5 separate regions of the Mus musculus genome follow, and regions 1, 2, 3 and 4 are each linked to region 5. Evidence: chromatin loops called from intact Hi-C (ENCODE). Cell type or tissue: left cerebral cortex. All regions are shown on one strand. Each heading gives the region's core, and the rest is flanking DNA. Links, peaks and the distances in the headings are about the cores only.

Region 1 (6,087 bases), core at 521-5,520, 360 kb before region 5:
CCAGACAGGCTGGAAAAACTGGCTGCTTTCTCAACAGTAAGATATAACAGAGGAGGTTTTGCAAAGCAGAGATTGCTAAAACTTTCTAGTTAGGCAAAATAACTTTACCTTCCAGTGAAGGTTAGATTGGTTGTGGCTGCTCTGATGACCTTTTTGTTCCAAATAGCCTTAGACAGCTATGGAAAATGACAGCTCCCCTCCACTCCCCTCCCTCTTTCCCTCCCCCCCTCTCTCCCTCCCCGCCTCTGTGTGTGTGTGTATATATATGCATTATATAATATGTAATCTATTAATCTATCTATCTATCTATCTATCTATCTATCTATCTATCTATCTATCTATCTATCTATCTATCATCTGTCTGCCTGCCTGCCTGCCTTTCTTTTTTGCTGTTTTATGTTGAGTAAAGGACCAGGGCTGTGTTTATTTCACACATGAATCTTCTTGGAAGCAAATGGACTAGAAGCAACTATTTTTTTTTGAGGTCAGAGGGTCCTGAAGAGAACACTAAAGCTCTACAGGACAGGGGAGCCACCTTGGTGGAAAGAGCCATAGTCTTGAATGATTGCCCTGGCTCTGATCCCCCCTCCACTGCTAGAGAGAAGGAGAGAGAGAGTGAGCAGGACATAAGCTTTGCAGGTTTTCATAAACAGCCTTTAGTTTCCCCCTTGACAAACACAGGCTGCTTTCCTGACATAGTCTTTGAAGAAACAGGAAATAATATCTATAAGTCAGTCAATTTCCCTAATAGACTGGCCCACCAATCGCTGCCTCCCTCTCCCCTGTCAGCTGTGCAGATTGCTTCAGTGGTGCAGAGATGTCACATACAGAGTGGTCTGATTGCCTGCTGTGGGCATTTGGGTATCATGCATTCGGAATGAGAGGAGGCAGGTGGAGTGGGTGAGGTGGGTGGGTGGCTGGCTGGCTGTCATCCACAGAGGCATCGTACACTGAGCCCAGAGCGTGCCACGGTTAGGAAGGTTCCCAGGTGTTAGCCCCTCATATCCAAGCTGCCTTTTCCTGATTTAAGCAGCGAATCCCCAGGACCATGCCTAGCTCTGAGGGATTTCATTTATCATAAACAGCAGTCGATCAAGACAGAAGCAGTGTGGAAAAGTGTTCATGCATTTTGGGTGGAAATAGCAGGTTTCAAAGTGGATTGTACAGTATGATCTTGAATTTGTGACAATAATTATTCTGTATACACATAAGGGATAGAGCATAGAAATCAACATACAAATAATGAAGATCACGGGGAGTGGGGGAAAAGCATAAAGTTTAAGTTTTCATTTGCTTTTACCACTTATATTTTTTCTCCTGAGGGTATATATTGCCTTAGAAATAAGGAGAAAAAAAAAACGTTTTAAATATGTAATATACCTGAACATGAAACTGAAAAGTATAAAACAAATTAGAAAATTACTTAAGAGTATACATGACAGGTTTTTCGTTGGCTGGGTTTCTCTTGGGTTTCCCCCCTTTCTCTGAGGTATCCTTGGTCATTTGGAAGATTCTAGATGTTTTGTATCTTACCTTGGCCAAAGGCCTCATGGTATGACATGTCCTCTGTGTGTTCTGGTACAGTTCTTCCTCAGGCTTTTTGGAGGAAAGACCTGGGCCTTATGTCAGGATCTCCCCCAGAGTCCATCAACCTGATTTCCTGGTTACTTACTGTGACCATCGCCTTGGAAGACCCAGTTGATCCTTTGAGCCTTTGCTTTTACCTTCTCTCAACAGTCCTGTTCCTAGGCTCTTTCTCACTCACCACCTGCTCTTTTATTGAAGCAGAGTATGGAAAAACCCCTGACTGTTCTGGAACTCACCACACCAGGCTGGCCTCAAACTATTCTGCTCTATCTTTGCCTCCTGAGTTCTGGGATAAAGACAAGCACTTCCGCACACCGTCCCCCATTCCTCTCTTCTATACCATTGACACTAGATCCTGGAGCTTACACCCTGGTCTAACTTGCCCTTCAGAAGACAATCTGGCCAACTTTTAAGGCTGACTCAGAGCCTGTGGTAATTTTGAGCTCTTAGTTTTCGCTCAGATTCTGTGCTGTCTAGCCTGGCCATATCTTCTTCAATGTGGGTTCTAACTTGTCTGTGCTCCCTTCAGTCTGCTGAGTGTCCTCCTTAGGGTCTTGAGCTCTCAGGATCACCCTGCAGCAGCAGCAAAGCTTCTGAACGAACCTGAACAACAACAGCAAGGTAAAAGTCCCCAGGAACAGTACTTGATCTCCTGTCTGGCATCCTGGGGCCCCAGATGGTCCCCTTTCCTGAAAGGACATAAGCAGTCCCACTACATTAGTAGATTTAGATGCAGGCCAAGATGGAATTGTCCCAGCTCTGTGCAGGGTGCTGCAGGGTGCGAAGTCCTATTTTGAAAGTGCTGGTGAAATGCTCCTGTGTTTTAGCTGCTGCCCTCTTCCTGCCATGTAGTGATGTGCTCTCTCCTCCAGGAAGGGCCGCCGGCACAAGCAACTGCAGTTTATTGGAAATCTGGAGGGACTCTCAACAGAGTCACCCCGTGTTCCTGGAGAAACAAGGGTCCTCTCCTGAGAACCTTAGTCTCATTGATAAAAGCATGTAAGAGCACACTCAAAGGGAAGCCTAGGAACACATTAGATTTTAAAAGCAAACTTCCAGGGCAGGCAAGCTGTAAATCTTGGCAGCTGCCCGAAGGATGAAGATGAAGCAAAGAAAGAAACAGTCACATTGTCCTAGCTAAGCCAACATGGAGGTCAGCCACATGGCTGGGGGTGGGGGTGGGGGTGGGGTGGAGCTTTTGAGAAAGAATGAAGCACCAAGAGTTAGAAGAGCATACTTAGGAAAGATGGGGCTGTGGGGGGAAGGAACACTAACATTTCTTCTTTTGAGTAATTCAGGAAAGAGGGCTGAATTACAAAGCTGCATGCCTGTTGTACCCCTGTAAGCTACTGTGCAATGGATGGGATTCTGGGAAGGAAAAATACATTATCTCAGTAAAGGGCAACCACTACTCCTACCTCATTAGCATGGCTTAAGGTGAACTTGCCTTCCTTGGCCCCCCCAAACCCCCCATCCTGCTTTTCTGAGGGCTGGTCCCTTAGCCTTATCATCAACCTGCCCAACTGGAATGCTAGGTCTCTACTTAGGCTAGAGATTTTATCCTGTCGACCAGAGGGGAAGAGTTTTCTCTTAATGGGCCCCTCATGCTTCTGTGACATTTGGTCTAGAGGGGAGAGGGGCCCAGGCCACTGAAGCATCATTTGATCTGACCCTGCATGGACCCCGACCAAGGGAAAGGTCTCAGTATGCCAGAACGAGCAGGGTACCTTGTGAGTACCTGACCCCTGCTCACAGGCCTTCCTATATATCCTGAGCTGACTGTCTTGATAGAGAGGTAAAGGTGTCCTTTCAGTCTTTTGGGGGGAACCAGGAAGGATTTAATTAGGAGATCAGAAGTTACAGCTGTGTGGGTGTCTGCAGTTCACTGGGACCGAAGCACAGTTCAGAAATGACTTCGTTGCTTTAAATGATATCTCTGTTTACACACGAGACAGTTTGTATAATTCATGAGGATTTTGTATCATTTACCAGCGGGGGGAATCAGCAAACATGGTTTCCACGTTCTGTTCTTGTAACTCTGTGGCTTCCAGTGTTATACTTCCCCACCTGCTCGCTCGCTCCCCTGCTCCCCATCTGCCCACAAGGACCCTGATAAACACAGCAGGTCACACAGGTGACACGTGCAGTTCATAAGCAACAATTTCTGGCCTCACGAGCCTGAGGAGTCCATGTTGCTCCTCCCATGCTCCATCTTCCTCCTGCCCCAGGGAAGAGAGGAGCAAAGTTGGGGGTTTCCTCTTCAGTCACACATCTGTGCCGCCTAGAGTGAAATGAACAAGCCGTTGGCTCCAAGGCCCATGCTTTAATTCTCCAAAAACAAGAGTGAAGGGGGGTAGGGACAGAAAACAAAACAAAACAAGAAAACCAAAACCAAAACCAAAACCCCAAACCAAAACTGAATTTCACACCATGAAATTTGTTGCTTGCAGGAGAGAGCTGGCTTTCTAACCCTTTTGCCTCTTGGCCCTTCAGACTGTGGCAGTGGCCACCCGAGGAGAGAGGCACCCCATGGGTGTTTCCTAATGTTGTATTTTGATACAACAGGATTTGGTGGGGGCTTTGCTAGGAAAATTCTGGGTTTGTGTGTCACAGTGGCAATGGGACCATTTATCATGTGTGTCAGGTGGGGGTACATGTTTAACCATCAGTACGATTAGGCTAGCAGTTTGAATTAATAAGGAGCTAAAAGTCACCACCATGCACATGTGGGTGAGCTTGCATGTACACACACACACACACACACACACACACACACACACACACACACATGCACGCACGCGCGCGCACGCCAGAAATCAACAAGTAGCTGCTGCATAGACTTCACAGTCACCATTCATCCTTACATTCATTCTTCTGTCTCCTGTCTTCTGCTTGCTTCCCTGTCACAAATGCTTCTGATCCTCCTATTGCTGGGAGAGATGCAATTATACACAGGGCTATTGTATTCTCAGTGCATACGGGCCCATATGCTGAAGGCTTTCTTCTCTTTAAGAATCCTTTGAAATTTCATTGTCTCATCCGAGGACCAGATCAATGACTGCTGCTCAATTAGGTTTCTATGGGTAGAAGACAGGGAAAGAACTCCCATCCCTGTATCCAGTTGCAAACATCATTTATTAACCCGAGGAGCAAGGGGGGGATTTAGGGCTTTCCTAGCCAAACAGGGAGAGGTTGAATGTTTTCAGTCTTTAGAGGCCCAGGAACAGGGCTCACAGGCCGGCACCGCACCATCACTTCCTTGCTGTGTAAAGTTGCATTTTCGCCAAAAGCCCTTCTCAGTGCAGGCAGAAGCCTCTGTTAAAAGCAAGCCTGGCATGGCAGCTGTCCCAGGCCTGGCTCCGTTCAGGCTCTCCCCACCCTCCCCCACTTTCTGGAGGTGACTTCTGTGGGCAGGGCCTCAACAGAGTCATCAGGTCCCCCTCATTCCTGGGCTCCACTGTATGAGATGGTCTCAGCTGGAGGCAGCAAATGTAGGGGAGAAAGGGCTGATTGAGTTGGGTTTGGGACCCCTCCAAGTCCTGCAAGGCTTGCAAATGTTTAGGGAGAGATTTCCATATCACTCTAAAGTTGCTTGTCTTTCTCCCAAAGGCAAAGGCTGCTGCCAAGACTGGAGGACTTGGAGGTAGAAACTGCCCTAAAGATAGGGAAGCGAGCAGGATCCATTTCTGGTGTGTGTGTGTGTGTGTGTGTGTGTGCGTGCGTGTGTGTGTCTATACATGCACACATGGTGGTGGGTTTTAGCTCCTTGTTAATTCTCTGTAATAGAGCTCACAGTGCTAAGGAAGCCTAGGACTTCACTGGGCATTTGGCCAGCTCAGCAGAGGCAGTGTGATGTCTGGGAAGGGAATTTTTAGAAGCAAATGGAACGTTGGAATGGGGATCCTGGGCACAATGGAATGGCTTGCAGTGCAGAACGGCCATGTGTTATAGTTAGTGACCCTCAGTGAAGCTACTGCCGAGCAGATGAACCCGGAGGAGGCAGTGGCATGTACTTGCAGTTGGTAGTTTCTGGATCCCCACTGACAGATGAGAGGTCACTTACAGACTCTTATGTGGCCAGGATGGAGATAGTAATTTCTTCAAATTGTCTGACCAGTGATTCTCCTGGAGAAGGATGAATCACAGCTGGGGTAAGCTGAGCTGAGCAAGAACGAGAAGTGAAAGTTTGGGAAAGCCCGTCTTTCCGTCTTCCCAATTGTAAGGCATTGAGTTTCCACAAAGCTAGGTCAGTGATTTCATCCATCCATCCATCCATCCATCCATTCATTCCTTTGGCAGGTTAGCAGCTATTTCTTATGTGCCATGTACTGTGACACACTGAGAAAGAGGGCAGAAGATTCTCTGCAAATGTTGCAACTTGTAGTTTGCAGTAATTCCAATGGTCTCTCACCCTTAATCTAATGAATCTATGGTGAATTGTGTGGCCTAATGAGAGAGCTGTGTAGGTCCAGGGCTCCACCCTTCCAAATGTATTAGTGT
Region 2 (6,087 bases), core at 775-5,774, 380 kb before region 5:
CATAAGCTATACCATATGTAGTGGGGACCCTCAGCTCAAGGTAAAGAAAGACTCAGCAAGTGTCTTGAGATACCTGAGTTAGTTGGAGCTTGGCCTTGATCCTCACCAAAGGCCAAACCATCTGTGGTTTGAATGGCTCCCATAGGCTCATAAGCACTATTAGGAGATGTGACCTTGTTGGAGGAATTGTGTCACTTGGGGTAGGCTTTGAGGATCCAAAAAGCTCAAGCCAGGCCCAGTGTCTCTCTCTCTCTCTCTTGCTTCTGCCTGTAGAACTCGTAGCTACCTCTCCAGCACCCTGTCTGCCTTCATGCTTTCATGCTTCCTGCCATGACGATAATGGACTAAACCTCTGAACTGTTAGCCAGTCCCAATTAAATGTTTTTCTTTATAAGAGTTGCCATGGTCATGGTGTCTCTTCAGAGCAATAGAAACCCTAAGTAAAATGCCAGCACATAAAAATGGGGTAGTTTGGCCACATGGGAAGGAATGGATGCCCAGTGATTGTGAGAGTATGCAGGCAGGCCTTCCACACAAAACAGATGGGCAAGGAAGATGTATAAGGAGAGGATGGAGGCTGAGAAGTATAAAGCATTAGGAGGGGCCCAGGCTCTGGTCCTATAGGGGCAACTCATCTTGGTGTGTAACGTGGACAAAATGGGGGCACAAGAGGCCCCTCTAGGCTCTCTCAGATGGCTTAGTGGTTGTTGCACCCTCTGGGTATTCCACACAACAGCATCAACTGGTTCTGCTTGGTTTGAGACACAGTGTATATGCATATGTGTTTGCTTACTTCATAGACTGCTCTAGGGAGGTGTACTCCATCCTTCCAGGGTCTGGGGAGGCAGCACTCTGCCTCCACGCAAGCCAGTAGCTCTTCTATATGTCTTCCAATTACCCAGCAGTCGATGTAGGGCTGAAAGCCATTTTCCTAAGAGAGGGAAAAGAGAGTCTAGAGAAAATGTCAGGTGTTTCTGAGAATTGGGGAACTCTGAGTGACCCACAGGGAAGTGGAACCTGTGTGAGGATGGTCCCTGCCCACCTGTTTCATCTTGCCCTGGTTGTCACAGAGGATGATACCATCAGCTTCTGAATTTTTCAGCGGGCTCTGTCACTGGGATGCATACCCACGTAGGGCAGGGGGGATCCCAGAACCCTCTTCCTACTCCTGGCAGTACTCAAGGAAAGACAAAGCCACTGGCCGTGACTCTGGCCTGAGTGTTGGCATCTCTTTTGCTGTCCTCTCCCCATTGTTCCTTTGAATCCTGGGTCTCATCTCTCCTAGCACTGCAGTTTATGCCTTCACTCGTCACTTGCTGGTGTGTGTGTGTGTGTGTGTGTGTGTGTGTGTGTGTGTAGTTGGGCATGGAGGCCAGCATAATGAGTGTGGGATGGATTATGTGAGGAGGTTGCCGTGAGAGAAGGGACAGCCCAGAGAAAGGCAGGGCAGTGGCTTTATTTTGTAGGAAGGCTTTTAAGTAGCTGTGTACCTTCTAGCAGAGGTGTACATGCAAGGCCTTTTCCTGAGGGGGACTGTGTAGCGTGTGTGTACGCGAGCGAGAGCTCGCGCACGCACGCACGCGCGCACACACACACACACACACACACACACACACATATTGGCCCTGGAATCTCATCTGTCCCTTGGTACCTTGATCTTGAGGAGGTGTTCAACCTCACTGTGATCCAGGTTCACAGAGTCTTTTTGAAGTCCAAGGGCGGGAACCACTGTCAGTGGTACAGTAGGTGTCTGACACTTGGCAAACCTCAGGCCAGGCCAGCCACAGTGACTCCTAACCATATATGTTTAGGAAAGGGATTTGCACTGCACTTTCTAGCTGCAGTGGCTGCTGGCCATTGCTCCTCACGCCCATGAACCAATCGCATAAGCCTTGGGCAACGTGGGACAGTAACCTTGCCCTTCTGCAAGGGGATAGTTTCTGCTTTCCAGGCCCATAAAATTTCAGAATGAAGATCATGGTGGTCTTTAAGAGTAATAAAGAGCCACACATACCTAGGGGAAATAATCTCTAGGGGTAGGGATGGACTCAGAGGTACAGTGCTCGCCTAGTGTGTTGGCTGGCATCTGAAAGCCAGCGTGGCCAGGAACGGGACGCACTGGCTGGTTTTGTGTGTCCACTTGACACAAGCTGGAGTTGTCACAAAGAAAGGAGCCTCCTTGAGGAAATGCCTCCATGAGATCCAGCTGTAAGGCATTTTCTCAATTAGTGATCAAGGGGGAAAGGCCCAGCCCACTGTGGGTGGTGCCATCCCTGGGCTGGTAGTCTTGGATTCTATAAGAAAGCAAGCTGAGTAAGCCAGGGGAAGCAAGCCAGTAAGCAGCACCCTTCCATAGTCTCTGCATCATCTCCCGTCTCCAAGTTCCTGCCCTATGTGAGTTCCTGTCCTGACTTCCTTTGGTGATGAACAGCAATGTGGAAGTGTAAGCCAAACAAACTCTTTCCTAGGAACCCCAACTTTTTTCTTGGTCCTGATGCTTTGTGCAGGAATACAAACCATGAAAAGACAGAGGGTTTTCCTGGAAAAGGTACAGGAAGTGTCTCCTCTTCTTTGAGTCCAGCTTGTATGCTCCTGAAAGAGGTGCTGGGGGGACTGGCTGCTGTTTCTCCACCTTTCATAGTGGGAAGCTTGGCCTTCCTGGGTTTGTGTTCCAGTCCAAAGGATGTTGTCATGGCCGCATATGGCCAGCAGAGGGCGGTGTCGATCCAGGAGTGCCTTTGCCACACGTCCAACCCAGGGTGTAAATTGCTCAGATTTTCCCCCAACAAATAGATGGTACCCAAGCCACCAGCATGCTCTCATCTGTGTCCACAGCCAGCTCTGTCCTGCCTTTCCAGTGAGGGAAGTTCCTGTGCTTACTCAGGGTGTAGGAGGAGCAGCGACCAGCAGTCTTCTGCTTGCTGGCTCGGAGAGGCGCTCTGGCACAGGCATCTGCTCAGCTGGGCCCTGTGGGGAGCTGACTCCTGGGGGAATGAATTCACTGGCTGTTGTGCGCAGACTCAGGTTACAGCTGCGCGCTACTCTGGACTCGCCATTGGCATACCCAGCCAGGTGGGATTCCCAGAGAGGAGGTTGTGGGGAGGCATATTCTAGGGTTCAGGAACTTTGGGAACCTGTGTCTGTGTCTAGGTGGCCTTATTAGAATCTGGGGTGAAGTACTTTGAGACTTTGGCCTCCAACCCTGTGAGGAGGGGGTTTGGTGAAAATGCAGGGCACAACCTTGATTCATTGTGCTGTCAGGTTTGGGAGGGAGCCAGGGGCATTTTTTTTTTTTTTTCTTCATTCTCCTCTGTTAGGGTTAAAGCACATGATAGTGTTAAAACAGAAAGGTCTGGAGCACTGGGAAAGATAATTGTAAGAGAACTAGTGGGGGGATTAATCTGGTTTTAGTAGGCTTCTACTCCCACAGAGCCCCTCCTCTAGTATCTGGCTCTATTTCTCTTCCATAAACTTCTTGACTTTATGGATAGCTACACTTTAATATACATTCCAATATTTAATTCAGTTCAGTGTTAACAGACTGACACAATTTCTAGACCTTGGAGATATATATATATATATATATATATATATAGAGAGAGAGAGAGAGGGGGGGGGCAGCATCTTGGACCACAGCCGTAGGGCAGGGAAGGACCAATCCTAACCTCAAGGGAGATGGCACTGAAGATACTGGGCAAGGCTGGTTCTCTCTCTGGCATATACCAGCTCAATTGCACTTTTGTGCTTGCTGTAAGTAAATTTTGGCTGCTAGTGTTGTCTGTGTCCTTGTAGAAATTCTTCTCCTTCAGGAGTACAGGAACCAAGAGTGCTGCCACAGTTGGGATCAGAGGGCATTTGGAAGGATGTATTGCTCTATGGCACCTTTAACCCCTGAGCCCACAGGACAGTCCACTGCTTCTGATTCCCATCCCTCCATTCTTTCTGCCAGGGACCCTGGGTATTCTGCTGCATTGTGGTCCAGGAGAGTTAGCAAAGGGAGAGAACTACAAAGAAACACTGTGGATTTAACTCGGTCTAGAGGTGCCTTGTGAGCTTTCTGCTTGAGCCGATTCCAGCCTTCCCATCCCAACCCACTTGCCCATTCTCCATTGTTGAAAGCCTTTAGGTTTCCACCTTCTTTTCTTTCGTTCTTCCTCAAGGGAGTTGACTCTGCTCTCTGCTTCCTGCAGGATGGAGACCACACACACACACACACACACACACATCCATTCACATTGTAGACATATGCATAGCATGTATTTGTGCGCACACATTTCATTACACTAGGGATCTACTAACACCTTGTGGAGCGAAGGATACACAAAACATTTCCCCCTGACTTTGTACTACTCTGCTTCCTTAGGGCCATGGTCCTACACACTGGAGAGCCATGTGGGGACACAGGTGAAGAGACAGAAGCAGCAGGAACTGTCCAGGCTGCTCCACCTTTCTCTTGCTCTGAACATGGTCTAGGCTCTTGACTCCTTTGGGCCTGGAGACGGTAATGCTGCTGTGATGGTAGTTGAGGTGCTAGAAACACTCTAGCTCAGAAAAGCTGGTGCTTACTGCACGCTAGGTACAACCTCTCTCCCGGAATCCCTTTTCTCCAGGGAGAACATGCAAGTGGGCCTCAGTTTATCTCTTGGACAGTGAGACTGTTGGAGAGTCCCTCCACTTAGAGCTGATCCTGACAGTGTGCAGGTAGAGGCTAGAGGAGGGAAAAGCCTCATGCCTTGACTAATATCTCCATTTCCTCTCCTGCTTGGTGGGCCTGGCCAAAACCTTGATGTGAAACTCTGCTCTGTTTCTCCCTCTGAGAGCTGTTTGGTCTCCTGCCTGTCTTCAAATTGAATTTAGCCGACCAGATCTTAGACTCCTCCCATTTCAATCCCAGAAGGTGACTGGCAAGTACCATTTATACAAGTAGTGCCTCTCTTCCCGCAGCATGCTGTCAGAGGGCAGGCACTGTGTACAACAGTGTGTCACGATGCTTGGCTGCTTCTGTACATCCTGGAGAGAGTTTAGGTGGTGACATGCTGTCTCCAGAGTTCTTCTAACCCCTGTGGCTGCCCCAGGCAAGGCAGCTGGGAGGGAGGGCCCTGTCACCGCCACGGCTTGAGCCTTGCCTGGTGACTTTTTGCTCTCTCCTGGGACTCTGTGTACATCTTTGGTTAGCGCCCCACCAACCCCCACTCTGTTTGAACATTCTACTCAGTGTTAAGTCCCAACCTACACTATGTGCCCTCTGTTTGAAGTCTGCTATCTTTCCTCATCACTCCTAGCATTCTAACAAGCTGCAAATTCATCTCTGTACTCCATAGTCCATATATTTAATGTAATTTCTTATGTTTAATTTTCCTCCATTTTTGTGCATGGCCTTGGAAGTCTCTGTGGAGTGATGTCTGGGTCCTGTCATCTCTAAAGGGTATTCAGTAAAGTCTGCATGACTCGGGGCAGCCTGAGCTACCACACTGTAAGGCCAAACAGTTGCCCGTTACATCCCCAGACTCAGGCTAACACTACTCACTGTCTGTATTCCTAATACCTTCTCATGACTTAGCCTTATACCCCACTCAGTGTCTCTGTACTGTGCTTCATTCCCTGAATGCCATTCTGTCCCAGGTGTGACCAAGCTTGCAAGCTCCCCTGACAGGAACTCTGGCAGTGCAAAGTGGTTTTCCCCAGACAGTTACGGTGCCTGTTTGTAGAGTGATTCCTTTGACATTGCTGTTTATAGCCAGGGATGAACCCGACAACCTTCCTTACAAGGGAACAGAAGACTCGGAGCAAACCTGGGTGCAAAGCTTTGGCAGAGACTCCATTTTGGGTTCTCTCTTACCCACACCTGCGCTACTCATCTGTTTACCTGATAATACCCACCATGCATCCTGCTCTCTCTGCCTTCTCTATGGACTTTTTTTTTTTTGTCTTTACACATTATCTTCAATGTCACTTTTCCCATTAAGATATCCCACTCCCCTCCTCCATCCTTTGTGACTGAGAGGAAGAGAGTATAGGTGGACTTCCTGCACATACAACTAGGCTTTCAAAGACTGGGGAATTATCCTTCTGAGAAAGGTTTCTCCC
Region 3 (6,087 bases), core at 569-5,568, 370 kb before region 5:
GGGCTTAGGAAAATGAGGCAAAAGTCATGATATAGCAGTGATGGTGGTAACCACAGAGGAAAGAACACTGAAGTTCAGCTAAGCTTGCAGGGCTTGGCTGTATCTGTGACAGTGGCCATAGAGAGGTAGAATGCAGATAGGTGTGGGGCTTCCAACAGTGAGGAACTGCCATTCCCAAGGCATAGTTGTTAGTAAGCCAGAAGAGTCTGGACATAGTGGTACCTGTCATGTTCACGACCAAACCCCATTGGCTTACACTCTCACACTTCCAAGGATTTCTTACTCTTTTTTTTCCCTCCCAAAATAACAAATGTTCCATTTTGGCTTTGAAAGTGTCAGCGGATTGGGAAACTTTGCACACATCCAATATGTCACTGGCAACTTAACAAAAGCATTTCTGTAGGAGTCATTTAAGGGCGGTCCTCAGCCTTCTTCATGTAAGTCCGTGATGCAGCCACTCATCTGCAAGTGTGTGTGGAAGGAAGTTCTCTAGCCCGTATTCTTTCTCCCTTTGTTCTGTTTCTCAGAGGAAGCAGAGGCCCAGTTTCCCTCTGGTTCCCACTCTTTGACGGCTGTCTCAGCTTTAGTTGCTCTTGGAAAGGTTCGAGGACACTGAGTTTGCATGTTGATAGGAAACAGAATCGAGGCCAGAGTCGAGGGGAAGAGGATGAGGAGGCAGAAACGAGAAACTGAGCCCCCAGTCTCCTGCAGCAGGCCAAGGGCCATGGTAGCTGGTGGCTTTTATCAGCATTATCATGCAATATTCCCAGCCTGCTTTGTCTTTGCTTTGCATTTTATCAATACCACTGGCAGATCCTGCTGTCCCTTTCTGTGGGTTTATTAATATTGCCCTCTGATCTATGGGTAGCTGCCACACTTTATATTCCAGCCCCATCCAGTCTTCTCCAAACTCAGACACCATATTTAATTAGATTTTCTCCCTGGCTCAGGCAAACAGAAATTGAACTACCCGTATATCTCTATTGCTCTGGAGCTCACGTCTGACAGAAGCAGACAGCTCTCTTTCCCTTTCTGGCATGCTCTCCCTCTTCTGCTCTGTCCCCACCTATGACTTGGATATCACAGCACAAGCACAATTCTAAGTTCACTTTTGCCTACAAACTCTGAAATTCTTCCCTTCATCATCCACAGCCATCCAGAAGAGCAGTGGTCCAGAGCTTCGGGCAATGGGAACGTTGTCGATCTTCCTGCAGCTGTTGGGTGGGACCTGTGCGCTGGCAGGGGTTGGGTAGTGATTGTGGGGATGGAGTAGGGGTGGAGGGAGTGGAGGAAGTAGAAGGGATAGGGATTTTCTCCAGTTAGGAGATAGCATAGCCCTATGACGTTATGCCCATGGAGATGGGACAGACTTGCTACCTGAGAGAAAAACATCATGACATTATGACATTCCCATGAGATGGCACTGCAACAGCGACTTGATGCATGTAAGGAAGGCTGGGCTATCTTATTTGCTTGTCCCTGGAAGGGACTCTGAGAAAAGTGTGGATACTTCATTCCTTCTTAGAGTGGGGAACAAAATACCCATGGAAGGAGTTACAGAGACAAAGTTCAGAGCTGAGATGGAAGGAAGGACCATCCAGAGACTGCCCCACCTGAGAATCCATCCCATATACAGCCACCAAACCCAGACACTATTGCATATGCCAAAAAGATTTGCTGACAGGACCCTGATATAGCTCTCTCTTGTGAGGCTATACCAGTGCCTGGCACATACAAAAGTGGATGCTCATAGTCATCTATTGGATGGAACACAGGGCCCCCAATGGAGGAGTTAGAGAAAGAACCCAAGGAGCTAAAGGGGTCTGCAACCATATAGGAGGAACAACAATATGAACTAACCAGTACTCCGCAGAGCTTGTGTCTCTAGTTGCATATGTAGCAGAGGATGGCCTAGTCAGCCATCAATGGGGTGAGAGGCCCTTGGTCTTGCAAAGATTATATGCCCCAGTACAGGGAAATGCCAAGGCCAGGAAGCAGGAGTGGGTGGTTTGGGGAGCAGGGCTGGGGGAGGGTATAGGGGACTTTTGGGATAGCATTTGAAATGTAAATGAAGAAAATATCTAATAAAGAAAATGAAAAAGAGAAAAGAAAAGAAACAACCTCTTCCCTCCAATGAACTCACAGTCTATAGGCAAGACTCAGTTTCCTCGTCTATCAAGTCAGGATAGTGACAGCTGCTCTGTGTGTGTTCCATCTTGTGACCTTTCAGTGAAACCAGGCATGTCGCCATGCTCCTTAATATGTGATGTTCCTTAGATCAGGCACATCCGCTCACAGTAAAATGTTTATTTATTACTCCTAAGTGACATACAGGAGAAGATGATAGAAGAATTCTTATTGATGGTGAGATGATTTTTATTTTCTTTATCCAAGAGGTTCGTTGTAAAGGGCTCCTCTTAGGTGGGCAGGGAGCAGAAGGGACTCAGGAACTCAGTGATGCAATGAAAAATTGAACAGTAACAAAGCAGGGAGGGAAAGATGGAAAGAAAAAGTGGGAATAAAGCAGCAGGCAGGGTGGTATACCCGCAGTCCTTGGTTAATGTTTGAGATCTCGGCATAGCAGTATGTGCAGTTACCATAGTGAATGCTTGTGGTATCAAATGCAAAGCACCTCATAGCATTCCTGGAGGGCACAAGGGTCCACGTGCCACCCCGACTGCTGTGAAGTAGTCTGAAAAAATTCCCTTCTCCCAACATAAAGAGCTACCCCACTCCTGCCCCAGAGCCCACCTCCCAGGCTGTGCCTAGCATGTGGTTTTGAGATTGCGAGGTTAAGCAAAGGACACGCAGAAGGCTGAGGACTGACACAGTGACAGAAGGCACAACACAGGGAGGGCTCTCGGTTGGGCAAGGGGCTATGGAGTCAGACTGATATATGCTGCAGGTCGAGTTGTGTCACCTAGCAATATGACCCCCTGGTATGACATCGCTCTCTCTGAGCCTTATATCTTCATGAGAGGAGAACCTGCAGTGTAGGGTGATAAGACTCAATGGAGTCACGTAGTGGTGACATTAGGAGGATATCTGGCCCACATTGGGCCCTGAAGCACTTCAATGACAGAAGACTCAGTACCCCTCTCAGTACCCCTCAGAGATGAGGTTGGGAGGACAGGTTGAAGTGCCAGCTTGGGTCTGACTTTCAGGGAGTTAGGCTCATGTTATTTGCTTTGTAGCATCATCATTTGGGGAGAAACATGGAGGAGGTGGGTCAGAAAGACATGAAGGCATTGAATCTTTCCAGGTAAACACATAGGCCTTCAGGAATGCCTAGGAGAGAAGCTTCCTACTTCCCCAGGCATCTCTGCTGTGGCGGAGGTGTGGCTGGGGACCACCATTGCTTCGAGCCCTTGAGACCACTCCGCTATGTTTTCAAGGCAGGGCGACTGTGGAAACATATTTCCCTTGATGTGTTCTGTTCAAAGGACCTGACACATGGCAAAGCTGGCTCTAGAAGTGACGTCTAATCTAATTCTTTTTCAGGATTGTTTAACAACACTTCACAGAGGACCTCATGCTAAAGGGTCAATTGAGATTTTTTTTCTCTAGTTAGGCAAAGTAACCTTTGTAGGTCAGAGTGTGTAGTTGAAGCTTATTTCTTGCTTATGTGACAGCCCAATATTCTGATCAGCAGATGGCGTTCCACCCCACGGTGATTCAGGAACTTAGGATCTTTCACCATATGGTTTTGTATATCTGTATGCCTCTACTTTTTCCTGTGGGTGACGGATGGAGAGCTAGGAGCTCCTTTGAAGCCTGGAAAAGGATTCTAACCCTTCTAGCCATGTTCCATGGCTGAGAGCTCATGTGTGTGGTCATATGCTACCAGGGCAGAGAGTGTGGAAAATACATTTGCCTCCCTAGTTCACAAGGCCTATATCTAAGAGTTTACAGTATTGGAAGCCATGCTAATAGCAAACACTGTGTTTATTTTGTGGATCTTACATATGTATTCCAATGATGGTCCAATCGAAAGATCAGGCCCTGTAAGAAATTGACAACAACAATAAAACATAACAATCACACCAATATTCTGTAATAAAGCCTATTGAAAACTTAAAAGTTACTTCCCCTCCTTGGAATTTGCAGTTATTGTTTTTAGGTGTCAATTGATAATGGGCAACTAAAGGGACAGAATGCAAAATTCCAGGTAGGGGATGTACAGTTGTGTGACCTCATTGTGTATCCAGGAAGCAAAGGAAAGCAGCCAGGTACCAGGGTGCTGGTGGGCAGCTGGTAAGCTCTTGGTTAGTGACCACCCATACACTGGGCTCCTCCTTTTCATGCAGACACACACAACCTGCTCTTCAGGGAGTCTCTCCTCTTGAGTCTTTGTGTGGCACCATAAGAACTGGGATGGACATTATCTATCCTCAGGATATAAGAGACTAGTAGGAACAAGATTTACTTCCATTAGAAACAACAGCTTGGGGGGATCCCAGCAGGCGGGTTCCTGGAAGGGATGGCACCATCAGGAACTGTCATGTGAGGATGTGCTGTCTGGAAGGGAGATTCTCTCTGGGCTGGACCCAGCCTCCAATCACAGAATGTCCTGCCCACTCTTTGCCTTACCCTCAGGAACACTCCATCTCTGACATCCTCAATGGTGACATCTGAGGAAGACCTGAGGACCCTGTCTGCTTTCTGTTGGTGAGGGCTTTTCCCTTGCAGGAACTCACCGGTCAGGCAGTAGATTCTTTGGTTCTTCATTCCCTCTGTACTTGGTAGATGTCTGATGTACTTGCTTCATATCAGTTCCAAATGCAAGCTAGCATCAACACCTGAATTCTTTCCCGAGATGGAGTGTGCTTGCCTGCTTTTTTCCCATGCCTCTCTGTCTGGTTAATAGTGGCTACCACGAGACAGACAAAGGTGAGGGAAACATATTGCTTTGATGAAGTTGTCATATCAAAGTTCTAAGAAATGGGGTGGTTTCCACAACAGATACCTGGAGGCCTCAGGCCTTAGTTTTAAGTGTCCATAGGTGGTTCCTCCTGAGATGGGGTGGGTAGAGGAGAGCTGAGTGTTGCCGTTCTCCTGGAGTCTAGATTGGCACCAACATTTGATCTTCCCTGACATCAGCGTTCTATGTAGTGTTTCCATATGGTGCATCCTCTGCTGACCTGTCTCTATGTCCAAACATTTCCCCCTTTACAAAGATACTAGGCACATAGGGTGGGACCAACTCTATTCTCAGAATGACGTCATCTTACCTAACCATACCTGTGAAGTCCCATTCTGAGATACTGAAGGGGAGGCCCTACCTTTCTTTGGATCTTTGTTACAGGTCTAGGTCCCTCTGCTAAGCTGAGGATGGTTGTGGAGGCCTTTGTTCCTCAAAGCCCCCTTTCACTTTTATCTCTACTCCAGACCTTGCATGACCCAAATATCTGAAATCTTTTCAAATTTTCTTCTTAGAAAGGCAATGGATGGCGCGAGGAGGAGAGAAAATTAGCGTATGCTGAGTACCCTCTCTGTGCCAGCCACCATCACAGATCCTGACTCTCTTTTAGCTAAAAGTGTTGAGATTCTGTGAAATAGGGCTCAGCATGCCCAGGAGGGGAGGGGATTTCCCTCCATCAGCCTCTGTGGCATGCACAAGCTTGCTAACCTTTTCAAACCTTTGTTCCCATGTCAGCTTCTGGGTGAACCTTCCTGAACACCCTACTTAAAACCAGACCGCTCCAGCCTTTCTGCTCTCTCCTTCCTATGCACCGCCCACCCCAGCATTTATCTGCACCACCTTAGGGAGGGAGAGATTTTCTGATTTTTTTTCTTCTAAGTTTTGGTTAGTGCAGTGGGACTGCAGCGACCATAGGGATCGTGGCTATTCTGAGTATCATGACACCCAAGACAGTGTGAGGGATATTGAGACATGCCCAGGGAATGCTGGCGACAGGGGTGATTTGGAAGTGTCTGAAGGAAGGCACTTGGGGACTGGATCAGAATCCAAATCAAACAGACTGACCGAGAGGCCCCCATGTCTGGCTCTGGCCAGCACCCCAGTTTTTCAAAATGGGTGTCATGAAGGAATACACTTTTCAATTTTTCAGCTTTCTTATTGGAAAA
Region 4 (6,087 bases), core at 389-5,388, 450 kb after region 5:
ATAGACTCTCTAGGAAGTACTAATATAGGCCTCCTCCTAGAGGAGACAAGAGCATGGGCTGGTGTGGCCTGCCGTTCCAGCATTCTGGTTTCATGGAACTCTTAACAGAGGAGACTATGATACCCTGTGGGAGAAAGCTTCCCAAGGGTGCTAAATAAGGCCCCCCTTTAGGTGAGCCCATGAGGGTGTTTCCAGAGGCTGTTAGATCATGAGGGTTCTGGACTAAGAAATGGTTTAATCCGTTGATGACTTCATAATATGACAGCATTATTGGGAACAAGGGAAGGAGGTGGCAAGGCCTGACTAGAGGACAGTATGGCCTTGGGTACCAAGTCTTGGCCTGGGGCCTCTTCCTGTGTTTGCTTTTTCTTTCTTAGTAACTATGGCTATATGAACCATTCTGCCCCACCAGTCATTGCCTCATGACAGACTGACACCTCGGAAACTAAGGGCCACAATTAAAATTCCCCCTTTCAAGTTGTTCTGTCAGATGTATCAGTCACCCATACACAAAAGTTGCTTGTCCAATAGGCACAGAGCACACAGGACTCTGTTAATTGGCCACATAGCCTGCAGTCTGTTGAGGGAGGCATCCCTGTAGACAAGAAAACAGGATGCAACATGATGAGAGAAGTAGGTAATGAGAACACAAGGCTTAACTCTTCAGAGGCCACCAGGGAGTCTCAGAAGAAAGCTCAGCAGGTTACCATGGGCCCCACATCAGAAACCCATCAGCATGAGCTTCTGTTGGTGCTGCCTTCTTCTCCCCGTAAGACATTCTGTCTACCATCAGGAATGCCAGAGGAGTCTGTCCCATCAAAGTCCCAAACCCAGTCTGGGCTGTTACAAAGAGGCTTTCAGGCTCTAGCTGCATTTAGCATCTGGGTTTCAGATCGCTTTTATTTCAAAACCACCTTCTGTTGTGAGTTGTTGTTGTTGTTGTTTTAATATATAATGGCATAACCAAAGGCTAGCCCATGTCCTATGACCCTCTCCCCCACAGCACCCTGCATCCATACTCTCCTCATTCCCAGTACCACACTAGGGTGTGGGGTACCACACAATACCAGAATGGACCAGTCCATTCTGTGCCAGACCTCCAGCCCCCAGAATACAGCCCTGCAGGCCTAAGTGAATAAGCAGAGAAAGGATGGGGCAGGCACCTGCAAGCTGTTTTAAAGGACTGGAGCAGAAAACACCAGCCTCCTGCTCTGTGGCCATATGAGCAGTTAAGTCTTTATTCTCAAGGTTCTCTCATGTTCCTCCACAGCTTAAAACAAGCAACCGCACACTCAGGTGTGCTTCTGGCTGGACGGCAGGGAAGGATTCAAAGAAAACTTTGCAAGTAGGGAACATAGGCCCATGGGTAACCTTCTAACCAACCTCTCGCTCTCAGTTAGGAGCATAGTTAAAATGTCCCACAGATGTGACAAAAGCCAACTTAGGGGGCAAATAAAAATATGTGCTAAAGGACATAGGGATAGCCATTTTGGGTGTCCACTGAGGACATAGTCACTGCCACCCAGCTTCATCCTCTGACCCCAGCCTTTCTGCTCACCATGGCTCACAGTCAGTCACATGGGGATATCTAGGAGCTTGTTGCAATGAATATTCTCCGGATCTGCCCTGGATGGACCCAAGTGAGACTGTATTTTAACAAGATTGGGCATGGAACTGGGTACACATCAGCATCAGAGGGGCAGTGCCCTGCCGTGCCTTGTGCTGATGTTGATTCAAACCGAGGTCTACTTGCCTGACCAAGTGTGTCTGTTCAGGACTGTGGGGCTACAGGCTATTGCAGGCTGCTATGGGGGAGCCCTGTTCACAGCCACTAAGGGATTCCTTTAGCTTCCCCTCTACACCCTGCTTGTGGGAACTGATAAACTATGCCTCTGTCATGGAATGATCTTCATGGTGAGTTAATTCCCTGAGACTGACTGCTGCCATCATGGCTCCAGTTCGAAGGATGTTCCTGATTAAGGAAAAATGATGAGGTCTCAACTTGTCGTTGGCTCTGACACTGCCACAGAATGGAAGGCAGAGCTGGCTGGAGGGTGCTGAGATGAAGGCGGGGGTCCTTTCTCCCAGGAGGCAGGTCACAGGAAGTCACGCTATGGTTTTCCCTGTATATATACCCCAGAACAGCAGAGTCAGGGAATAAGGAAGCCACATGTAGTGGGGATGCTGTTGTCACTCTTCACACACAGATTGTGCCCTTGCACTTGGCAGGGTCCCTTCACCCAGGCTGAGTATAGAATCAACTCTTCTGCACTCTGATATCCAGCCTTGAATGCTTCTGGGGAAAAAAAGAGGTCACCACATGTCAGGATAGCTACCCTTCTCCCTATGCCATGAACTCTAAGGAATGGTTTGGTCATTTCCTTCTATCAAGTTCAAAGACATCTCCCTGATACACACGGGTGCAAAACATACATACGATACTACGATATGCTATTGAATAAACTCACAAGCTCTCTGGCAGCAAATGTTTTCATCTGGAGAGGCAGGGGTCAGGGCAGAAATACAGGCAGATCTACATACGGAGAGCAGGGTCCAGTGAAGTGGAAGTGGGTGTGTGGAGGAAGGCAGGAGTGGGCATAAAAAGTGAGGAAAAGCAAGAGGGAGGATTACATAAGGAGACCAGTCCACTCACAATAACAGGATTGACGTGGCTCAGGACTTCTCCCCAAACCTGTCATTCATAACTCCTAACAGCTTCATACTTCATATTCCCCCAGCAGAGAAGGGGCAGCATAGAATAGATAGTGAGGAGTAGGATGTGTTTGTGGCAGGGGAGTGTCTGCCTGTACTGGGTTTAGTTCTCAAATTGGAGTGACAAGCGGCACTATTAAAAATCCATGTGCATCATGAGCCCCCTTGTGTCTTTGAAGAGCCATTGCAGCTCTGCAAGAATTACTGGGCTGAGGACTCTTCCAGGGGATTGAAGGGTGTCTCTGCTGGATGAACAAGGTACAAGGGCCCAGAAATGAGCACTGAGAGTGACCCAAATCTTTGTACAGGCAATCTATAAGGGCTTTATTTTTTTATTCCTTGTCTAGGTTCTGTTTGGCGTCTAAAGCACATTTCTTTCCCTATCAGCGATTCCACACAAGGGCTTGCTCACCCCTTCACTGTTCCCATCGCTTCTGTTTTGTTTGCTATGCATGCTGACAGCTGTGTGTAGGCCATGTGCTCTTCCTTGTGTGTGCCTGATGATAACAGTGAGCTTCTCTCTACTTCCTCTAACTTAGGTAAGTGATGCTGTGGTGGAGAGCTCACTGTTCCCGCATCTCCCATGCACACATTTCAACGCATCCCTGCTTCTCTGTGCTGAGTTCCTTCTGTCCAGTGACTCCTGTGATCTGTATCTTTGCAGCTGTTCCTCAAGGTTAGATCCTCATGTACCACCACTGGTACAGTTACCCTGCCCGCCAGCAACCTCTACCCCAGCAAATATCCCTGCAAGAGATGCTCTCTGGTATTTAGGATAGCTTGGGGCTGTAAAGTATGCCAAAGGACAAATCTAGGTCACAGGAATTAGTTGAGTTAACCTAAGGGCTAGCTCAGGCACTCACCAACCACGGCTTCCACAGTTGTTATTCCCGTTGTTTCCATGTCCCCTCTGCCACTGCCAGCCTTCCCATTTCTACCAGCCAATTATGTATAAAATGACTCAGTCTCATACTCACCTGCTCACCAACAAACTGAGACTCCCTTCCTGTATTCCACTGGCATCTGAGTTTCATTTTTAAATCCCATGTTCATTTCATTTGCCCATAATCCATCATCGTTTTTTTTTTTCTTTTTGGTTTTATTGATGTGAAGATTGTCTTTGTAGAACGAGTATTAATTCTATGGTGCTTTCAGATATTAAATTATTTTCTTCCATGCAGTCCAATACAAAAATATTTCCTATTCTGGACAGAAATCTTTCACTCTATCATACTTATTCATAGTTTCCTTTGTGCCTTTAGCTTTTGAGATCATGTATAGAAATTCAAGCGAGTCTTCCCCCTCTCCTAGCTCACAGAGTCACCCTCTGGCTTTTCTCTTTGTTGGCTTTGATAGTTTCTCCTTCCTGCACTCATATCTTTAGTCACAAGGCATCTGGCTCTCAATCAACACTGGGCTGGGATCTGGTGTTGTCCTATCTTGGTCTCTGAATGCTTTCTGCTCTCATTTAAACAAATTGCCATGCTGAGCCTGTGGGAGAAACAGTCCAGAAGCACAAAGCTTGGAACTGGTTGCAGGGATCAGCTCCATGGCTGGAGCAGGCTGATGGACCCGGAGTCTGATCTCAGAGTTTCCAGACTAGGTCGAGTCCTCTCTCCAGGGAGCCGTAAGTCTGATGGCGATTGGTTCTGACTCACCAGAACCAATGATTACCTCCCTTGCCGGATTTCTTGAAAGACAAGGTTTCACCCACCTGTTCTAGGCAGCTTGGATAATAAACAGCAAAATGAATCACACGTGTCACCATTTGCCCATTGGCAGCCATTGCTGCCCTGTCACAAAGAACTTTCCCATTGTAGCTTTAGAAATATGATACCAGAAGAACTGGTCAGAAGTGCCTATTAGCTGTGTCTCAGATTCACCTGTAGGGAGGGAAAGACCTGAGTGGAAAAAAATAATAAAATGGAGAGTGGAATTGGATGTATGTATTTACCCACTGCGCACCAGCTTAGTCCTCAGCTCTCTGTAGGTTACTTCCTTCCTCTGAGCTCCAGCATCTTCCTGAGCGATGGGAATGAATGGCTATGTGGATGGTGACATATACCCTAGGTGATTTATTTATCTATTGACCTATTTAGGCAGAGAGAGAGAAAGAGAGAGAGAGAGAGAGAGAGAGAGAGAGAGAGAGAGAGAGAGAGAGAGAGAGAGAATGAATTATGTGTGTATGTGTGTATCCACATATGTGCATGCATGCCAAAACTTGTGTGTATATATTTATATATTAGAGGAAAGATTTCCAATGTTGGTTCTTTTCCGACCAATAGTGTGCATTTGTGGATGGGGTGGAAGTCCCTGAAGATCATAAGTCAACATGGCAGGTGACTCCCTTACAGGGTAAGCTACCTCATTGGCCCTCGTTGGAGGGAGTTTTATGCAAGATCTCATCTAAGCATTGGGACATAACCCTTACCTGTCCGTATTATGACATGAGCCAGATCAAGTCCAAAATGCTGCTGGCATTTCTATGACACGTGCACACTTCTGACCAAAGTTTGAACAGTTTTACACACCATGTCTTAAGGATCTAATTGTTCCACATTGTGAATGACAGTCCAGAAGCAGGTGTGTTCTCCCTTGCAGAGATAAATGAAAAGTCTCGATGAGGTAAGGCCAAGTAGGTCTCTCTTCAGCACAGAAAGTGAAGAAATGGCTGTCCTTGCTGGGGACATTTCTCATTTCCTGAAACCCACAAGTTTAGATAGCAATGGTTTGGGACTAGAGCAGGGTAGAGGAAATTATTTGGAGTGTAAATATAGCTAGAAACAGCCAATTTATTTGCCAAACACATACCTGTTAAACTGCAAAGTATGTCCTGCAAAACGTTAAGCAAATAAAGTATAAAATAATAAATATTAGACTACCTGTCCATATCAAAAAGAATAAATGTACACAGGTTTTAGATATGTTTAGACATTCAAGGAAGAAGTTGTGGGAAAATATTTCTAAAATTCTTTCAAAGGTTGGTATCAGTGTCCAGGGGATAGGCAGAGACTCTGGATCATGCATTTGCTATTTGATACTCATCAAATTCCTTCAGAGATCTGAACTAGATTGACAACTACTGCATGGGAGGAAGAGACAGTCATCAACTCACTGGGATTTTGCTGTCCAGTGTGAGCACTGGCTTCCTTCCTGGTTCCCACATAGATATAAGCATTGCCCAGATCTTAGTGACATTGTCAGGCTCCCCAAACCCTGACCATTGACTTCAGAAGCTCTTGAATGGCAAGATACCCAGAGAACTGAGAATTGAAAGGATCCAGTTGTTCAGCTCCAGGTTAAGTGGTCAGAACTCTTCGGACAGATGGACCATGGTTTTTTCTTGCCTAAGTTTTCTGCAGATCCCAATGGCGA
Region 5 (6,087 bases), core at 763-5,762:
TCACTGCCCTTTCACAGAGTTCAGGGGCCATGCAGCAGTGTGCAATTCACATTCCAGGGAGGACAGATAGAGTGTGTTTTGGCTGCCTTCTGTAGTGTTCCTATAAACTATGATTACACAGATGCAAATTGGATCATGGTGAAAGAAAGAAAGAAAGAAAGAAAGAAAGAAAGAAAGAAAGAAAGAAAGAAAGAAAGATTATTATTCCCTAGGCACTCAAGCCTCTTCTCTTTTCTTCCCCCGTCAGTCATTGGCCATTGAAGGAGGTGAAGGATGGCTGGCCCTCTGTTTCAGGTGAGCAGCCTGCAACTTTTTTTTTATTTAAATCTTTTGAAGAAAGAAAGAAAGAAAGAAAGAAAGAAAGAAGAAAGAAAGAAAGAGAGAGAGAGAAAGAGAGAAAAGAAAAAAGAAAGAAAAAAGAAGAAAGAAAGAAAGAAAGAAGAAAGAAGAAAGAAGAAAGGAAAAGGAAGGAAGGAAGGAAGGAAGGAAGGAAGGAAGGAAGGAAGGAAGGAAGGAAGGAAGGAAAAGAAAAGAAAGGTCAAAGTCACAGGCATGGCTGTGAGCCTTCTTCTGAGGACTTCTGCAAGTCTCTTCTTCCTTAAGACCTAATCTGGATGTCCCTATCTAAGTGTGCTGGGATCATGGCAATTGTTTGGGGTTTTGTCTTGGTAGAATTCCCTAATGCTCTAATTTGGGGGAGCTGGCTCAAATTAGATTCCCTGTATCTTTGATGAGAAAAAAAAAAAAAACCTGAACATGTCCATTTTCCAGCTGGGGAGTTAGGCTGCTTTCAAGTACTCTTGCTGGCGGGATGGGGACTTGATGCCTTTGAGCAGCCTGTGAGCAAAGCTCTGGCTGCATCCTGGGCTGGAGACCAGGAAGAAGGAATGATAAGGTCTTGGCATGAGCATTAGTCAATTTCTGCCAGGAAGCAGCCCTTTCCTGATCCTTGTGTCCCGAGACCTGCTGGGGTAAGATTTAGGAAAGGGCATTAGACCCCTCCTGCTGCCCACCCAGGAGCGGGTGTGCCCATGCGAAGCACACTGGCATACTCACACAGATCCCAGCAGTACTGCTGCGCGGTGAGGGGGGTGCGCAAGGGACAGGCTTCAACTCCCCTCGGAGTGGAGCCTTCCCAACAGGAAAGTCTCCCGGTGTCGCTCAGGAGAGTGGAGCCAATATGTGGCTTGGAGGTGGTCTGCTGTGCGCCCAGTGAAGATTGGTGCTAATGATTCTTAGCAGTTGTGTGTATGTGCAAGGGGAAAAAAAATCAGAGACGCTGTCTGCCTGCTCCCATCTCGCGCGCTCTCTCTCTCTTCTGCTCTCTCCCTCCCTTTGCAAACATTGGATTTAAACCTGCTCAGAATTCAGCACAGAGGAAGCAGCCTCGGTAGCAGCAGCAGTAGCAGCAGCACCAGCAGGAGCTAGCCGGGCCGCCGCGCACCACAGCCTCGAGATGTACCATCCCGCCTACTGGATCGTCTTCTCGGCCACCACTGCCCTGCTCTTCATCCCAGGTACCCAGCAAAGAAGGGTGTTTTCTCTCTCTGAGCAATGATGCCGCTGCTAGGGCAGAAGGGGAAGAGGGAGAGGCAAGGAGGAAAAGAGGGAGTGTAAGAGGCATGTGAGTAAGATAGGCTTGCCGCGTGTGCACACACACTCACTGGCTAGCTGGCTCTCAGGCAGACAGATGCCCACAGCAAGCGATTTGCTCCCTTCTCGGGAGAGCTGGGTTCGAGATCCGCACCGTGCTGCAAGGCGCTGCTGGTTCTGTGAAAGGCACAACTGGCATTGACCAGCTGTGGTCCCAAGGGTGACAGAAGAGGGGCTTAAACTCCGGGGCGCAAAAGCCTTCTTGAGCGCTGCTGTCGGGACCTGCAGCAGGAACTGGCATCCCGCTCAGTACTGGTCTCTGTTTTTCTGAATGTAGTAATCTCTGCGTCTCTGTTTCCTATGCTTTTTTCTTCCCCCCTTCCTGTTTTTTTTTCTCTCTTCCCAACGTTCTCTCCTCTCTTCTTTTCCATCCTTCTGAACCCTTCCCTTGATTCCCACTGCAGATCCCTACCTCCTTGTTTGCCTTCTCATTCTTTCACGAATTTTTCTCTACTGCATTTTTTTTTGTCTTAACACAATCCTTCCACCACCTCTTGTCCTTTCTTTATCCTTCCACCAAATGGGCAGATTGTGCCTTTGAAATCCACTTTCTCCTTCCTAATCATCACATCACAGCAGAGACATAAATTTTCCCTAGTAGATTTGATCTGGTCCAAGCCGGGCGAATGTTGGGAAATCTAATCCCAGTGGAGGGTTGCTAGAGTCCCAATGGTGGGCAGAGATGTTAATGCAGTGCTCTTTCTCACAGCACTTACTTGTTTGGGCAGACCAAGTCTGCAGTGACCCAGGTAAGATGCTTCAAGGCAACCTTCGCAACCCTCCCCAGTCAGCCTGCTAGACTCCTTGCAGACTCCCGCACATCTTAATAGGGTTGGTAATTGCTTCAGAGCCTTCTGCAAGCAGAGGACCATGCCTGCAGGCATCTTTCACACAATGCTGAAGGGGCTTGGAAGGCTTGCCAACATTTTAGGCAGCATCAAAGGGTCTCTGGGTCTTCCACACTAAACCTCACCCTTTAGGGGGCATTTCTTCCTCTCTCTCTCTCTCTCTCTCTCTCTCTCTCTCTCTCTCTCTCTCTCTCTCTCTCTCTTCCCTCTCTCTCCTCATGTTGCAAATGGAGATAGCATGTTTTCCGTTAAACATTAGCTTAGACCTAAATTCCCTTACATATGTACAGACATGAATGCCAATATTGTTAACCCTCACGTTCATAGGTGAAGCACATAATTCTTCATTTTATATTCAGGATGCCTCGGTGAGGTTTTCTTCCCTTTCATTTAAACCTAATTCTCCAAAGTTCTTCTAAGCTAACAAAGAAAATTAGAAAAAAAGAAAGGAACTTATTGGGATGAAAGAGAAAACTGATGATTTTTTAAAAAAGAAAAGATATCCCTTGTATAATGTTGCACCACTTTATTAAATACATTTTAATTCATTTGGAAATTTTATGCCTCCCCATTAAGTTTTGAATTCTATTTCTCTGAGAAGAGATGGGTTCCAAACCAAATTCCCAGATGTCTTTTGGGGCTGGCAAGTTCAGAGTTGGGAGGGTGTCCCTTTTCTTTTTCTAGGGTCTCCAGTGTTCCAGTGGGAGTGGGGAAAGCCACAGGCAGAGCCCAGTGCTCAGTACCTGCTTGAGCCTGGTAGAGGGAGCCAGGTGGGTGCTTCTGGTCCTCTGCAAAAAGAGAAACTTTCCTGAGAGTTCAGGAGGAAGCTCATCACGGACTAAGACTAATCGCTCCTCCCACTGTGGTTCTAGGGGCTTGGGTTAGGACCTTCCTGAGGACTGGGTGGTGAGGATGGGTAAAGGACGCACTTCACAGGGTCTCTGCATCCCTTGTGTCTGTCCTAAGGACAGAAAGTGAGTAAGACCAATGGGCTGAGTTTGGGACACAGTGCACCCCAAAGGAAGCTACAAACTGGGTTGAAACTTTCCTCTAGCGATATCCTAGTACCGTAAAGCACTAGGGGTCAGGGAGTCCTGGCTTACAGCTATAAGTCATATTCTACCATAGACTTTTTCAAGGGGCTTCCACCTGCACTTCCCAAGCCCTGCCTGGGTGTGAGGTGAGGGTGACAATCCAGCTGCAGTTATTTGGGAGAGTAAGATAAACATCTGCCTAGGGTTGCCTTTACCCCAGTAGGCAGGCTTTACTACCTTACTCCGAGGGATGCTCTCAGGTCTGAGCATCCCTCTGAGATCAGGAATAGGGAGGAAGAAAAGTTGGTGTTAGTGGAAAGAAGGGAAAGAAGACACCCAAGGCCTCCAGCGGGGTCCGAAAGGCCTGTGGCTCCTCATAGCTCGCATCCTTTACTTGCTTCAAAGTCTTCGTACTTCTTTTTAATTTTTTTCTTTTGTTTCGAACCCTGCCTTCCCTCCCCAGAGGTTGGCACCAGCTTGTTAGCCATGTACTTTCCCAGCAGGTAAAACCAGGCTAATGTGATCACAAAACCTTGACCTGGTTAGGCCTCCGTGCTATCTCAGTCTGTAGCTTTTCATTTCTTCGAAAAAACACCTTTTCAACTCAGAATAATTTTCAGGTTAATGCTGTTGTTGCCTGGTACTTCCCAGGGAGACTGATGTTCATAAATTGTTTTCCTAAGCAGAATTTCTAGGGTGGGAAGACAGTTGCAAGGGGCAGAATACTGAGCTCATATTCAAGACAGGACAGGGAAGGGGATATGGTTGACAACATGTCACGCTGAGAAGCATAGTCCTGAGACCCTGGGCATCCAGGGAGCGAATGATGAGGCTGAGTTGGTTGCCACAGGTAGAAAGAGACATTAGGGTCTTTGATAAGAGTATTTCTGTGTGTGTTTCTCTCTCTCTCTCTCTCTCTCTCTCTCTCTCTCTCTCTCTCTCTCTCTCTCTCTGTGTGTGTGTGTGTGTGTGTGTGTATGTGTGTGGTGTGTGCATGTGTGTGTTTGTGCGTGTATGTGCCTATGTGAGTGCCTGTATATATATGTGTGTGTGTATGTATATATATTTGTGTGTGTGTGTGTGTGTGTGTGTGTGTGTGTGTGTGCTGTTTATGCAAGCACACTGGGAAACCTAGGCCACATCATACATCCCAGGAGTCTTTATGACCTTGAATCTGGGCATCGATGGGAAGGTAAGTAGGGTGGAGGAGCTGGAAGTTAAGGCTGCTGGATATTTGTATCAAAACCGCCAGGAGATAGGAGCTCAGATCAACATGTGAAGTCCATCTTAGACAGGAATATGTATAAATGCTGAGTACTTTAGGTCCCTCTGATGACTTCCAGACCAATTTGTCTAGTTCAAAGTTGCTGTCCATGAAATGCAGTCATTGGGTGAAAACACATCTTCACTCCACCTGTCTTAGCATCATAGCCATGAGACAGGGTGGGGAAGGCTCTACAGAGTCTTAGGTAGTTGGGAGAAAGACTGAATTTCTAAGCTGGAAGCCTGTTTTTCTACTATGTAGACCTTCCCTCTGGTGTGTCCCTTTTACTCCTAGGTATTCAGGGGTCTTCTCTCCCATGTACTGAGCAAAGACCTGATATGAAGACTGAGTCTGGGTTTGTGACCTGTCACATCTTACACAGGTTTTCCACCATTGGCTGTCAGAAAGCCTTGGGCTTGGCTGGAAAATTCTCAGAGGCTTAAGTTGTCCTCATCATCTGCAAGCCCCTTTCTCCTTTGTGTATTTCACTTTATGAAGGATCTTGGATCTTTGGACTGAGACAAGGACATGAGGAATTTTTAATGATTTCTGTCCCCACCCTCTCCCAGTGTTGAGAAGCCTGGAGGGCTGTTTCTCTGTGTGAGAGGAGTCAAGCAGGAGACTGTAAGCCCCAGAGTCCACTGAGAGGACCAAGGTCCAGGCATCTGATTATTGAAAGGTTTCACCACCCTTTTGCCAATACTTCCTTCCCATCCCAGCTGTCATGTGGCTCTCAATCCCTGTAAATGATTGGCATATTAATAAGGTCAGACCAAGTCCTGGTGGCATTCAGTACTGGCCAGTGACAATAGCAGGGATTTAAAAGAAGACAGGCAATACCTGGCGTTTTAGTTGCCTAGAGCTGGGTAGTGTGAGATCAATCAGTGATCCCAGATGGACTGAGATTCTTGTCTGTTGCTTCAGGCATGCTTGCCTCCTTCCTTTCCTCATGTGGCACCCTCAGCCACAGCCCCAAAGCCTGGAGCATGTAGGAGATGCCTTAAGTAGCCCACACCTGTTTGTGCTTGTGGTCTGGCAGTTCTAGAGCCTGGATCTCTTGTGTCAGCCACTGGAAACATCACGTATGCTTACAGCTTCAGCCTGGCATCTGAGCTTCATGGGGCAGCATGTCTGTGGGCAGTTTTCTACTCAGTGGATCTCCACACCAGCTTCTGTGCACGCTGAAAGCTGAGAAGTTACATACTATGTGTCAGAGCATTTAGTTTGTTCTGCAGGTCTCAATGTGCCAGCCTGTAAAAAGGGTTCCAATTCTGTATGCCTCCTGTTT

What was found. Hi-C counts contacts between places; a loop is a spot of excess contacts. Peaks named below come from ENCODE experiments on the same cell type or tissue, not always from the same donor. Only the 100,000 strongest peaks of a DNase experiment are listed, where the experiment ranks them.
Region 1: it touches region 5 in a loop (2.3-fold over the local background); 2 of 42 quality-filtered maps call a loop at or near these places.
Region 2: it touches region 5 in a loop (4-fold over the local background); 4 of 42 quality-filtered maps call a loop at or near these places.
Region 3: it touches region 5 in a loop (4-fold over the local background); 4 of 42 quality-filtered maps call a loop at or near these places.
Region 4: a loop joins it to region 5, with 4 times the contacts of the local background. A loop is called at or near these places in 5 of 42 quality-filtered maps.

The regions. Positions count from the first base shown.
Region 1 is chr9:27,432,565-27,438,651 of GRCm38, forward strand. No RefSeq gene overlaps it. Among named protein-coding and RNA genes, the nearest start is that of Spata19, 39 kb to the left of the region's middle. In left cerebral cortex, for the core only: a CTCF peak has its summit at 2,430; DNase peaks (open chromatin) are centred at 2,455, 4,947 and 5,312; H3K27ac peaks cover 707 bases.
Region 2 is chr9:27,411,406-27,417,492 of GRCm38, forward strand. No RefSeq gene overlaps it. Among named protein-coding and RNA genes, the nearest start is that of Spata19, 18 kb to the left of the region's middle. In left cerebral cortex, for the core only: a CTCF peak has its summit at 2,716 (motif pointing right); a DNase peak (open chromatin) is centred at 2,824; H3K4me3 peaks cover 242 bases.
Region 3 is chr9:27,421,043-27,427,129 of GRCm38, forward strand. No RefSeq gene overlaps it. Among named protein-coding and RNA genes, the nearest start is that of Spata19, 27 kb to the left of the region's middle. In left cerebral cortex, for the core only: a CTCF peak has its summit at 3,641 (motif pointing right); a DNase peak (open chromatin) is centred at 3,666.
Region 4 is chr9:28,245,131-28,251,217 of GRCm38, forward strand. All of the region lies in intron 1 of Opcml (opioid binding protein/cell adhesion molecule-like), which reads left to right. Among named protein-coding and RNA genes, the nearest start is that of Gm39313, 150 kb to the right of the region's middle. In left cerebral cortex, for the core only: a CTCF peak has its summit at 2,884; DNase peaks (open chromatin) are centred at 2,744 and 3,125; H3K27ac peaks cover 796 bases.
Region 5 is chr9:27,789,930-27,796,016 of GRCm38, forward strand. Opcml (opioid binding protein/cell adhesion molecule-like) reads left to right here and starts at 1,370. Exons shown (of 8, transcript NM_177906.5): 1 at 1,370-1,517. The coding sequence starts at 1,457. Gm39314 (a long non-coding RNA gene) reads right to left here and starts at 1,140. Exons shown (of 3, transcript XR_870601.1): 1 at 1,057-1,140. In left cerebral cortex, for the core only: a CTCF peak has its summit at 3,243; DNase peaks (open chromatin) are centred at 1,120, 1,339, 2,412 and 3,360; H3K4me3 peaks cover 3,990 bases; H3K27ac peaks cover 2,515 bases.